Linked DNA regions of Homo sapiens: region 1 is linked to region 2. The links are chromatin loops, found by intact Hi-C in ENCODE. Cell type or tissue: Caco-2. All regions are shown on one strand. Links, peaks and the distances in the headings refer to the core of each region. The heading gives the core; the rest is flanking DNA.

Region 1 (5,999 bases), core at 274-5,273, 59 kb after region 2:
ATTTTTAGTAGAGACAGGGTTTCTCCATGTTGGTCAGGCTGGTCTCAAACTCCTGACCTCATTTGATCCGCCTGTCTCGGCCTCCCAGATTGCTGGGATTACAGGCGTAAGCCACTGCGCCAGGCCTGGAGTCTCTTTTATAAGGACACTAATCTCATTTATGTGGGGAGAGCCACCATGAGCTGATAACCTCCCAACACACCATCTCTTACTACTATCACTTCAGTATTAATGGTATTTCAGCATATGCATTTGGGGAGACACAAACATTCAGACTGAGACAGCCAAGTAAAAAGGGCTCCACAGAAAACCTCCAATCAGACTGGCACTGGAAGAATGGGGTGGGGCCTTGGGAAGTTTGCACCCTTTGCAGGGGGAGGAGTCTGGCCCCTCTTATTCCTGGGTGGCAACCTAGGATTCAGTCTGTGAGATGGGGGCTTGCTAACAGGAACCCCTCTCACTTGGCTGAGTCTTTTTCCTTTTCGCCCAATAAATTCCATAACCCCTCACCCTTCAAAGTGTCTGCAACCCTACTCTTTCCTGGATGTGTGACAAGAACCCAGTGTCTTCTACAAGAATATCACAACAGATTGAATATGAACATAAGATTTTTTATGCATAGTTCTTAGATCCAGGTTTACAAAATTCTATCATTCTCCTGCAAAACCTCCCTTTCTAAAGACTCTATCCTGAGTTAACTACCAAAAGCCAGCATCAGATCAAAACCGAGACAAACTAAATTAACTGACATTCCTTAGTTTTCTCTTCAGATTATCTTGTTTAATGAAATAAAATAATTATCATCCTTATCTCAAAATTGATCTGAAAATTTTAAGAATGGTTTGTGATTTTTATATCATGTCTTAAGAGTACTTATTAGTGTCTGAAGTATATAATTTTAGCAATTCTGTTTTAGTTTTTTCATTTCTTGATCAAAATGGATTTTAGCTGTTTTCACTTATGCTCATAATGCATCTATATGCCTTTTTACTTTTTAATATTCTAAGAACGTATTTGGTTTTGGTCTTTTGAGTTAAATTGCCTTTTTAATTTAACTTGCACAGACTTACATATCTATTATCTGTCTATAAATTGTTCTAGGGAAAAAGAAAACAAGGGAAGTCATTTTACCAATCATCCTTCCATGTCTCTTAAGAACTGAAAATGGATACATATTTTGGTTTTAACAGTCCTTCCCCAAAGACCAAAGAAAATACTACATTAGCATCCAATAGATCTGATGAATTTGATAGAGAGACTCTAAATTGGAATCTGTGAAATAAACCCCTGGAGTGTTTGACCCTTGAATATAACAGGACAGAACTGTGAAGCGTTCCTTTTGTGAGATTCAATATTCCCAGAGGCTATACTGATAATGGAGATGAATTTGGATTTTGAAGGAGGTTTTGGCAAAACAATTTTAGGCTGATTTATAAACTACTCAAGCAGTTAAATATAGTCAGAAGTTGACAGAGAGAAAAAAATGATTTTCCTCTAACTGGTGGCATCAATAAAGACCCTGTTTGAGGAAAGATGACTCATTTAAAAGAAGGCACCAATAACTTGTAAGTCAGTTGAGTTATCCTCTGGGGTAAGTGTGATATTTGCCTCTAACTTAGTGTGCTTCTTTGCAAATCTCTGCCCATGAGGAATTGGATGAAAAAATGGCAAGATGAGAGCATTATGGCATGAAAAAACCACACAGTTAGAAAATTATTCCATCGTGACTATGCCACACTGCAGCTATACAACCTGGCGCATCAGTGTTTCCTGCTCTGTAAAGTCAATGTGTTTGACTCAAGGATCTTGTGGATGCTGTGGCACCTCTATTATCAGAGTAAAAATGCTTCTCTTTATCTGCTTTTTAATAAGGCCTTTTTATACCATTTTCACTAACAGAAATGTCTCATGTTTTTAAAAGAACCCTTTGGACACAATGCTTAGGTCTAAATTCTTCCCAATAAAAGGAGAGCCTTCAGTTCCTCTATCTCCCTGAGATAATGATTAGAGGTTTGGGAAGCCTTTTAGGCAAAGGCTAGAGGGCCATCTATTTAGGGGCATCTATTAATATTTAGGAATATCAGCAGCCTATTGTGCTAGCAGTTTATTCTCTGCTCAAGGTGCAAACTACACTAGAAAATCTCGTAACTTCACTCCAGCTGTCAGATTACATCTGCCACAAACACTGTACCGTTTTTATCTAAAATGTTTCATACCCTCCAGACACTTTATGGAACTAGAAGCCAACTACATTTGCCAGACCAAATAGACAGCTTGGTGTTTCCAGCTGCAGATGAGAAGGCAGCCCAGATAATTTGCTGTTCCCTCTAATTTCTCAGGTGATACACAAAGAACACATATTTCCCCCTTTCTCCTGCCCATTTCACTTTCTATTAAGACTTTCTCACTTTCCCAGGTCTGGGGATCTTATGACATTTTCCCAGGACACCAAGATATAAAACCCCAACCAACATTGCTACTGCTAAAGTAAACTTTTGCCTGGCTTGCCAAGATTTTTGGCCAAGAAATGAGATTTCCTGAGGGTGGCATTCCTTCTGCACTACCAAAGTCTCCTTCTGAGACTTTTTGGTCAGCTTATGAAGCTTCTCAAGGCAAGTGTCTGGTTAGCATCTCCCTCCCTCCACTCTGGAAATCTTAAAGCTGAAAGAATGAATGAATGAATGGATGAATGAATGAATGAATGAGAAAGACAGAGAGAGAGAAGGAAGGAAGGAAGGAAGGAAGGAAGGAAGGAAGGAAGGAAGGAAGGAAGGAAGGAAAGAAAGAAAAGAAAAGAAAGAAGAGAGAAAGAGAGAAAGAAAGAAAGAGAGAAAGAGAGAGAGAGAGAGAGAGAGAAAGAGAGAGAGGAAGAGAAGAGAAGAAGTCCTCTTAAAAAATAGCCTGAGAAACTGGGCTATGTTGACTTTTTTTTTTTTTCTGTCAGTAGGAAATATTTATTCAACCTCACTGCTAAAAAAAAACCAAAACAAACAAACAAAAAAACCTAATAATTTCAGGAAAGCTGCTGTTTCTCGTGTTCTGATCTCCGAGCTCCCCCTTGTGCCCTGATGGGAAATTGATTCAAGAAAGAAATAAAGGTCAGCACATTTAAGCTGTAGTGTTCAAGCAGCTCCCTAAAGTAGTGGTCAGCACACTTCAGTGCGCATCACAACTCTAAATGAAGATTTATCAAACATGGCTGAAGGACTACACCCTTTAGACTGTCACATTTTAAATTAGCTTTTCATAAAACTAAAATTTGGAATACATTTTGAGAATCTGTCTCAGAAAAAAAAAAATCCAAAATGTGAGTTAAGAAAAAATCTGGTTCACAAATTTCAGTAGACATCAGAATTGCCTTGTGGTTTTTAAAAATGTTCCTATGCTCAGCATCTAAGATTCTATATTTTTAGGGAAGGCCCAGAAATTAATTTTTTAAATAGATACCCCAAGGTATTCTGCTGCAGGTCATCTTGATAAACCTGGCAAAGATAGTTTACTTCCCTAAGTGGCAGATTCCTGGAGGTCAAAGGAGAAACAAGTTTTCCTCTCCAAATAGGAAAAATTCAGTTTCTACATGCCATCGCTTAACTCCAGGAGACTATTTTCCTTATTACAATTAAAGCATCAGAACACACCTTACGAGAGTTAGAGTGATGTGTTTCCTAAAGGACAGACCTAATCTTCATTAACATCATCTACTTGAGTTAGAGGCCTGGAGGAGGCTTTGGAAGCTATTGAAGTAGACTCCCAGAGACTACAGGTTAATTGTTAGGTTCACAATATGGCCCCCAGATGTGCTGTAGTAAATAGAATAAGCACCTGAACTCAGAACTGTATGATGGCATATTAGAAAATGATGAAAGACACACTCTTTTATTGCTAGAATCTCTGACCACACCTTTCCTTGGAGGGTGGCTTGTTGCCTTGGTTCTAGCTTGGAGGCTGGCAGAGGGATCCTCTACCACAGGATGCCCTTTTATTATTATTAGGTACTACTCTTGTTGCATCCATCTCTCACCTTGAACAGGTAAAAAGAATAATTAAATCATAGGTCTATGAGAAGTGGAAACACGCAGTTGGTGAAAAGAGAATGTCAGTATGCCTTTATGCCCAAAAATAAGCCCAAAATACTGTGTTACCCCTGTAACTATTTTTAGGATACATAAGTAGTTGAAGCAATGCTTACACCACTGATTTCCAATCCTGATGTGACATAAGCAGGACAGGTTAAAATCTCCCAAGGGTTACTGTGAAACTATCAAAAACAAAATTAATATAATCATTTTCTCTTTAAAAATATATACTTTTGCTAATTTGATAGAGAAAAAAAATCTGCAAATCAAGCTATGATCCAAAGGTATCTTAACTCAGCAAAGATTAGAAATAAATAATCTGGCTGGGTGCAATGGGTCACACCTGTAATCCCAACCCAGCTTGGGAGGCTGAGAAGAGAGTCACTTGAGGCTAGGAGTTTGAGACCAGCTTGGGCAATGTAGGGAGATTCCCATCTCTACAAAAAATTTAAAAATAATAATAATTTTTAAAATAAAATATAAAGTAATAAATAATCTTCATGTTGAAAAATGAATATCTGAAAAATAAAACTGAGGAGGCATTCAAGTGTCACTCATGCTATTAAAGCAGTCTGTATTTAAGTTGACAATTCTGAGCCTACAAAATTGTTTTCTTGTTGTTTTCCCATCCAAAGCGAACTGCATTATTCAGATCTTCACTATAGAGGGCTATTGCCTTAATGCTAATTTGTGTTAAATGAAGCACATTATGTATTTTATAAGTCAGACTTACCTTGGTGATTCTGCCACCATTAATCAATAAACTGAAGAGCTAGAAATCGATAATATAAATTACCCTGGCCCCCATACCCTTCCAGAGAAAAAAGCTATGACTCAGAGGTTAGATTACTTAATCTTGATCACCCAGCTAGTTAATTGTTGATCTAGTACCATAATCAGGAAAGCTACTAATCCAGCTCTCAAGGAAATTCAGGCTAAACAATAAAATAAATACAGGGATACAAGCAATATAATTAATTTTATATTTCTTCAAGAGAATTAGACACTTAACACAAACAGGACAAGAATATGTCATACAAGAGGCTAGGAAGTCTTTAGATTGTACAAGGACCTATTTCTCTTAATACACACTCAGCACATTCCCTACAAAAAAAAAAAAAACCCTACAGATTGTTCTGTTTTCTTTCTGCTTTATGTTCATAGAGAATATGTTTTAAAATAGTAACATTCTGGAGAGTTTTTCTTCCTCATGGTAAACACAAATCATATGGAAATAAGGATACCTGGGGACTGAAATCACTCCTGCTCCAGATTTAGTAGGATTACACCTCATTTTCACAGCAGTTGATCGGCCATTAATACAAGATGTTGTTGCTGTAGAAGACCTATTGTAAGCCAAATAACATTTTTAAAAAACAGATATAATACAGATTACAAAGACAAAAATATGGGAATAATTGCTCTCAGACTTCATGAACAAATGAAAAAGAAAAATGTATTAAAGTTCACTAATTTGTAATTTTAATACAAATTCAGCTCATTTACTTTCATTGCCTATGAAAAGTTGACTACTTTCCCAGGTAAAGTGATATGTTATCATCAAAGTATTTAGTAAAGATATAATTTTAATAAAAATTATAATCAAAAATATTCTTAAGGGAACAAAGACCATGTCTACTTAGGCCAATGCTTTGATATATGAATTATAAATAATTATTGGCGAGACAATGAAATAGAGTCTCTTTACTGCCAATGTAAGTGAATACACACACACACACACACACACACACACACACACACGAGAAATTATACAAGGCTTTCAAAATATTCCATGTTTCCTACTTTTTACTATCCTTCATTTAAGAATCAGTTACTAATTATTAAGTATAAGCTACATTCTAGGAATGCTCAGGTGACATAGTTGATCTTCTCTGCCATAAGAACTCACATCTGGTATATGAT
Region 2 (5,999 bases), core at 470-5,469:
TTCAAAGGATTTTTGAGAAACTATCCGAGTCATCTCCTGCTGTATCACAACTAACCATTCTCAGATAGTTTAAGAATCAAACACTGAGTCATTGGGATCTAATACATAGCTTAAATTGTGTAAATAAAAATTCAGCCATGTTTGAGTGGAAAGTTATCCATAAAGGAATTCATTTATAGTAATTACTGAGTGTTTTGTTCATGTCTTCCAAAAAATATTTGAGGACTTATTATAGGCCTTGGAGATACTGTTATCAACATAGGCAAGTCTCTCCTCTTTTGTAACTTACAGTCTAGTGGAGAATGAGGTGAAGATGGAGATGGAGCATAAATAATGAATGAATGAAAATGCAGGCTTATTCAGTAGTGAATGCTGTAATGAGATTTTTAAAAAATCACCTTGAAAAGCGGGTTACTGCAGTTTATCTCAAATTTTAACGTGCATGCAAATCACCTGGGGATCTTGTTGAAATAAAGATTCTGATTCAGTAAGAAAGGATGAGGACCAAGAATCTCGATATCAGCAAGCTCCCAGGAAATGGAGATGCTACTAGACTAAGGACCATACTTGGAGTGTCAAGACTCTAGATTCTTTTGGGGGTTGGAGCAGATGAAACAATTTACCTAGAGTAGGCAGAGTCTTGGGAATTGACTCTAGAATTTTGACAAGGTTCAAATACTTACAAAGAAATTCCTATTTTCCCATGTTGACTATTTTGAAGATTCAAAAATATATATCTCAAATTCTTTAAAAAAATTTGTGTCACCCCTACTTTGCTGGTACCTATTTCATAATATTCCACTGAAGAAAATATTCCACTGAAGGGAGGCAGCCAGACATTGGAATTCTATGTGCTATGCAGATGAAACAGCAAGTTCAAACACTCTTAAACAAAAATATCTTAGAAAAGAAAAGCATATGGCTACAGTTTAATGACTAAATGGAAGAGTGATTTGATATGAGAAATAGGCAGGAGAGTTAAATCATGTAGGACTTTATAAGCCATAGCAAAGAGTTTAGATTTTATTCTATATGGAAAGGAAAATCACTGAAAGATTTTTAAGCAGGGGAGTTTATGATCTCACATTTTAGTAGAAAAAATCAGGCTGCTGTAAAGACTCTATTACTACATGGCAAAAAGGCATAAATGAGGAGACTGGTTAGGAAGTTGAGGTGGGTACTGGGGTCAGAACCATCCCATAGTAGGATGTTAACAATGGAGATGGTTAGAAGTAGAGGTAGAACCTGTCAAGAACTGTGAAAGGTTTTTACCCTGTTGCAATCTACCAGGTTAGCCTGCCACAGTTTCAGAATCCTTGTGTCAGAAGACATGAGACTCCTGATTCAGAAACAAAGAACTTTATTACTCATAGCCATAGCAATAGCCAGAGTATCAACACTTCTGTACATTCCTTGAGTCCTGATTTCTTTTTTTTTTCTTAGATGGAGTTTCGCTCTTGTCACCCAGGCTAGAGGGCAATGGCGTGACCTTGGGTTCAGGCAACCTCTGCCTCCTGGATTCAAGCGATTTTCCTGCCTCAGTCTCCCAAATATCTGGGATTACAGGCACATGCCACCACACTGGGCTAATTTTTGTATTTTTAGTAGAGACAAGGTTTCACCATGTTGGCCAGGCTGGTCTCAAACTCCTGATCTCAGGTGATCTTCCCACCTCAGCCTCCCAAAGTGCTGGGATTACTGATGAGAGCCACTGCACCCAGCCTCGTCCTGATTTCTACAAGGCAACGCAGAGTGGGCTAGGACACCTGCATAAGCAGTACTCAAAAGAGGATCAGTGTTACTTACTTTCTTTTTGCCTTAGGATCAAATATACAACAGCATGGTGCTGTTATTGATCCTATCCTTATTTAAAAAGTTGACATTGTGTTCATCATGGGCTTAGCATTTTTGATGTTTTAAATATTGCATTATTGTCTTGATTAATGCATTTTTGATGCCTCCTTAAATTTGTATCTCAGGCAAGTGCCTCACTTGCTTCACACCAGCCCCAGCCCTACCTTTCCCCTAATAAGTTAGGATGGTGATTTGGGTGTCTGTCACCAACAAGGCATAAAATTTTGAGTTCCTCCCCTCTCTGAAGTTCCTCAGCATACTTAGTCTGGTGTGTATGGACTTCACCCACCCTTCAGGATGGGGAAATTTTAATCTAGCCTTAAGTAATATTTTCCTTAATCAGCTAAAATTAGGATGGGGGAGGGGAGTAGAGCAGCACAGTGAGAGAGCAGCTCCTTGCCAATAAATAAGACACATTTGTTTTCAGTTTTAAGCACTCAGCAGCTACCTATGGCTCAACCATATGAGGTCCAATATTTTTGTGCACCTAAAAGACTAAATTATGAAATAAGATCATCATTACTGTCACTATTGGCTTCAACTTTGATGACCCATTGACTAAGAAGCCAGAGCCTATAGCTTTCTGGCTGGAACTCATGGCTTGTTCACTTAACTAATTTGGCCTTTACTCACACACCAAGTGTGTTTTGCTTCTTTTTGATACAAAATTAACAGAGCATTTGCTCTCTCATCATGATAATATCTCTTAGGGTCTTGCCTTCTTTTAACATAAGGGTTGGGGAAGTTTTCCAGGGCTGTCGCTGATGGTAGGAATTTGTCTAGATTTCTTTGCATACCTTTCTCATTCTTTGTCAACACTGTAAACCAATCCAGGTGAGTAAGCGCCCAAATACAAATCAGTGCCTCATCTATATCTTCCCAGAAAGCTAAGTTCCACTGAAAAACAAACAAAACAAAACTCTGAATCCTTTGACTGTCATCTTGGAATGAATCTAAGTTTGGAATAAGAAACTACAGCTGGGGATTAATCCTTCAAGGGCCCAGCTGTTGCCATTCTTCCTTAACAAGCGTATGTGTCTTGTTGTCTCAACCTCCCAAGGAAACCAGTCAAAGTTTGAATGATTCACCTGGCTTCTACCTTCTCTGAAAGTCTCTCTCTCTCTCAATGCTCAGTGAAGGTACATGTCTCTGCAATTTTTGTGTAAAAGAGAGTGGAATTTTCTGCCTACCCAGGACAAATGTTAGTACTAGTTATTAGAATCAAGTGAATCTGAATCCAAATGGGGAGGAAATTCACCCCACTCTACCCTCCAGAGAAGAGTTAACAACAGCCAAGGCATCAGTCTAGCAGCTGAGTTTGAACATAATTCCTGTTCCTCAAACTTCGACCACATCTCCAAATCCTTCTCCTTAACAGGAAATAAAGTGGAACACTATTTATTCTTGGTTAATCATACAATTTGGTCAACATGTTTGCTAGTGATTCCCACAGACTTCCTCAAATTCTGTTAATCAGCCCCTGAAACGCTCATATTTTCTTTCTGAAAAAGCCATGTGTCTGTTGGCGTTTCTTCCTCATTGTCAAAACTGTCAAAGACTGTAGTGCCTGAGATTTTACTATACTTACAAGGCAACAAGTTAGCCTACCACAGTTTTACTAATGCTAGCAAAAACCTTTATGACTCACAGCAATAGCAGTAGCCAGAGTGTCAATATTTGCACAGGTTTCCTGAGTGCCACTTCTCACAGGGTTACACAAAGTAGTCCAGGTGACCCCTGTACCATCAGTGGGTTACATCACAGGAGAGGAACTCTGAGACTAGGGAACCTGAATCTTTTATAATGAATAGTATGCTGCCCTTTGTTCTAGAGGTAGGCACTGTCTCTATCTTCTAAAGCTCTTTGCTACACAAAATCCTTGAAAAGACATTCTGGAACAAAGGCAGTCAGAGCCTTGCTCACAAAATAACATGAGAGGCTCATGTAGAATAATTTCCCAACAGAATTTGCTGTTGGACTGGATGTGTAAGTGTAAAGGCAATGGTAAAGTCAAGGATGGTCTTTGGCTTGCACACTGGGTGGCATTTGGTGCCACTTAAACAGTGACACTTGGGGAAAGGGACCAAATTTTGATTACATTATTACGATATGCCTATTTCATTACCAAAAGAATATGTCATGGTGGCAGTTGAATATTTAATTCTAGAAGCCCACAGTATAGGTCAAAACCAGTAATAATTGATTTGGACATCATCAATATTTAAGCCATGAAACTCAGTGGGATGGTGAAGAAAGAGAGTCCACAACTAAGCTCTGGGGAACTCCAGCACTTAAAGTTCAAGTAGAATAGATAACTAAGACAAAGAACAACCACTGAGGGAAAGATGTGTCCAGGAATCCAAAAGGAAGGAAGTGATTAACTGTGTCAAGCATTGCTGCGAGTTCGACAAAGATGAAAACAGAGCATCGTAAGCTGGTAGTATTCAAAGGGTCAGAACACAGAATTACAGATAAAAACAGACTTTTAATAGTGTGACTTACTGAAGGAACTGGATAACTGAAACTATGAGACTGATATTTGGGCTTTGTAATAAATAAAAGCTATTTCAATTTTATAACAGGTATACTGAATAAACATGGTGCACAAACTATGATAAAAATGCAATTTTAGTGCTCCTTCCATTATCTCTTCAGTATTTAGCAAGGGTAATCATCCCCCACCTTGGGATGGAAATTCCTGTGCACGTATTCAAACACCAAATGTTCACTACATGTGAGGCTCAGTTCTGGTGCTGGGGATAGCACAATGAGAAAAAACATCCATGACCTTGGTAGGCCCATGAATTTATATGCTTTTAGGTAACATAAGGTACTACCATCATTTTCAATTGAAAATTGTCTTTATTAAGAAATTAAAATATATAGTCCTATGTAATGATCAAAACTGTGTCTTCACATTCAATCTCATTTCCTCCTGAGGTCTGGCCTGTCTTAGGCTGAGAGCCTGCAGTAGTTGGCATCTTCCTTGGTGCTTATGTTCCCCAATCCACCAGTTGCTACTTCCCTCTCAGCGCTGATTAAAGAGTAATAAGGAAGCAGTTGGACAGTTCTTTGTGGCTAGATGACTTTATGATCTCTAAGTCCACACATGGAAAGATACATCCTTCAGATGCCTGGAAGATGACTAGAGGGCGTTTTCATCTTTCATGTGATCTTTAGAAATTACCCTCTGGCCTTTTCCCCTGCAGGACCTTGAGTGAGTTGACTGGGAGATCTCTATTTTGATTTGTCTCTGGTGGCTCCATTCCCATTCTCAGGGCATCCAGCTATCCTACCCCAAGCCTCTTTCTGTGAAGGTCTCCAGGCCAAGACATAAGCCCAAGACCATGCATAATGGTTTTTGTGTGGCCCATCTTGTCCATGCATACCATTCACATAACCTTTGCTTTGATAAATTCTCAGAACAAAGGACTACCTCAAGACAGTAGCAAGTTTTATGCAATGCCAATAGAGCAACTAGCCTTTTCCTCACCTTCTAGATTTCCAAGGCAGGAATCAGGTCCCAATTCAGGGCATCCTCTTCCTGCAGAAACACCTGACTTTTTGTAAATGGCCACACTGAAGCACTCCTTGCTAGGCTTTCAGCGAGGAGACAAAAATCACAGTACAGCTTTGCCCAAGATCCCCTCCTCCTAAAAGCCTCTCCTCACCTCTTCTTGTAATGTCTTAAAGTGTGTGAGTAGTTTTAAGAGTTACAGAAATGCTTTTAGAAAAGGTTTCCTGGAAATTTTGCAAATTTGGATTTGTCTCCCCCTCCCATGATCTCTGATATCCTTCACACTGGCTTCAGAGTCATAGGCAGGAACTGAGGCAGAAAGAGGACAATGCTAACATCATATTATACATATACGTAGAAAACAAATTGTCCCAGATTCAGATTTATGAAGGCTTTTGCATCACAGAATCAGATAGCAGCTTGTTTTCTGAGAATTTGACAAGAAAGGAGCCTGCAATTAGGGGTCCCAAGGTGGAGAGCACTGGACTAGTTAAGAGAGACAAGAACTTTAAAATGACGAGGATGGATTATGCTTTCAGGATTCAAAGTAAGCAAGGCCTAAAGAATTATGCCACAGGGCAGGCTGAATTTTTTTTAAAAATCAAAAGTAAAATGAAGCATTCTAAAA

What was found. Peaks named below come from ENCODE experiments on the same cell type or tissue, not always from the same donor. Only the 100,000 strongest peaks of a DNase experiment are listed, where the experiment ranks them.
Region 1: a loop joins it to region 2, with 3 times the contacts of the local background. A loop is called at or near these places in 3 of 110 quality-filtered maps.

Annotation. Positions count from the first base shown.
Region 1 is chr7:86,902,350-86,908,348 of GRCh38, forward strand. ELAPOR2 (endosome-lysosome associated apoptosis and autophagy regulator family member 2) reads right to left here. Exons shown (of 22, transcript NM_001142749.3): 18 at 5,321-5,422. Among named protein-coding and RNA genes, the nearest start is that of GRM3-AS1, 100 kb to the left of the region's middle. In Caco-2, for the core only: a CTCF peak has its summit at 3,041 (motif pointing left); no DNase peak of the experiment used is centred there.
Region 2 is chr7:86,843,467-86,849,465 of GRCh38, forward strand. All of the region lies in intron 4 of GRM3 (glutamate metabotropic receptor 3), which reads left to right. Among named protein-coding and RNA genes, the nearest start is that of GRM3-AS1, 43 kb to the left of the region's middle. In Caco-2, for the core only: no CTCF peak of the experiment used is centred there; a DNase peak (open chromatin) is centred at 3,575.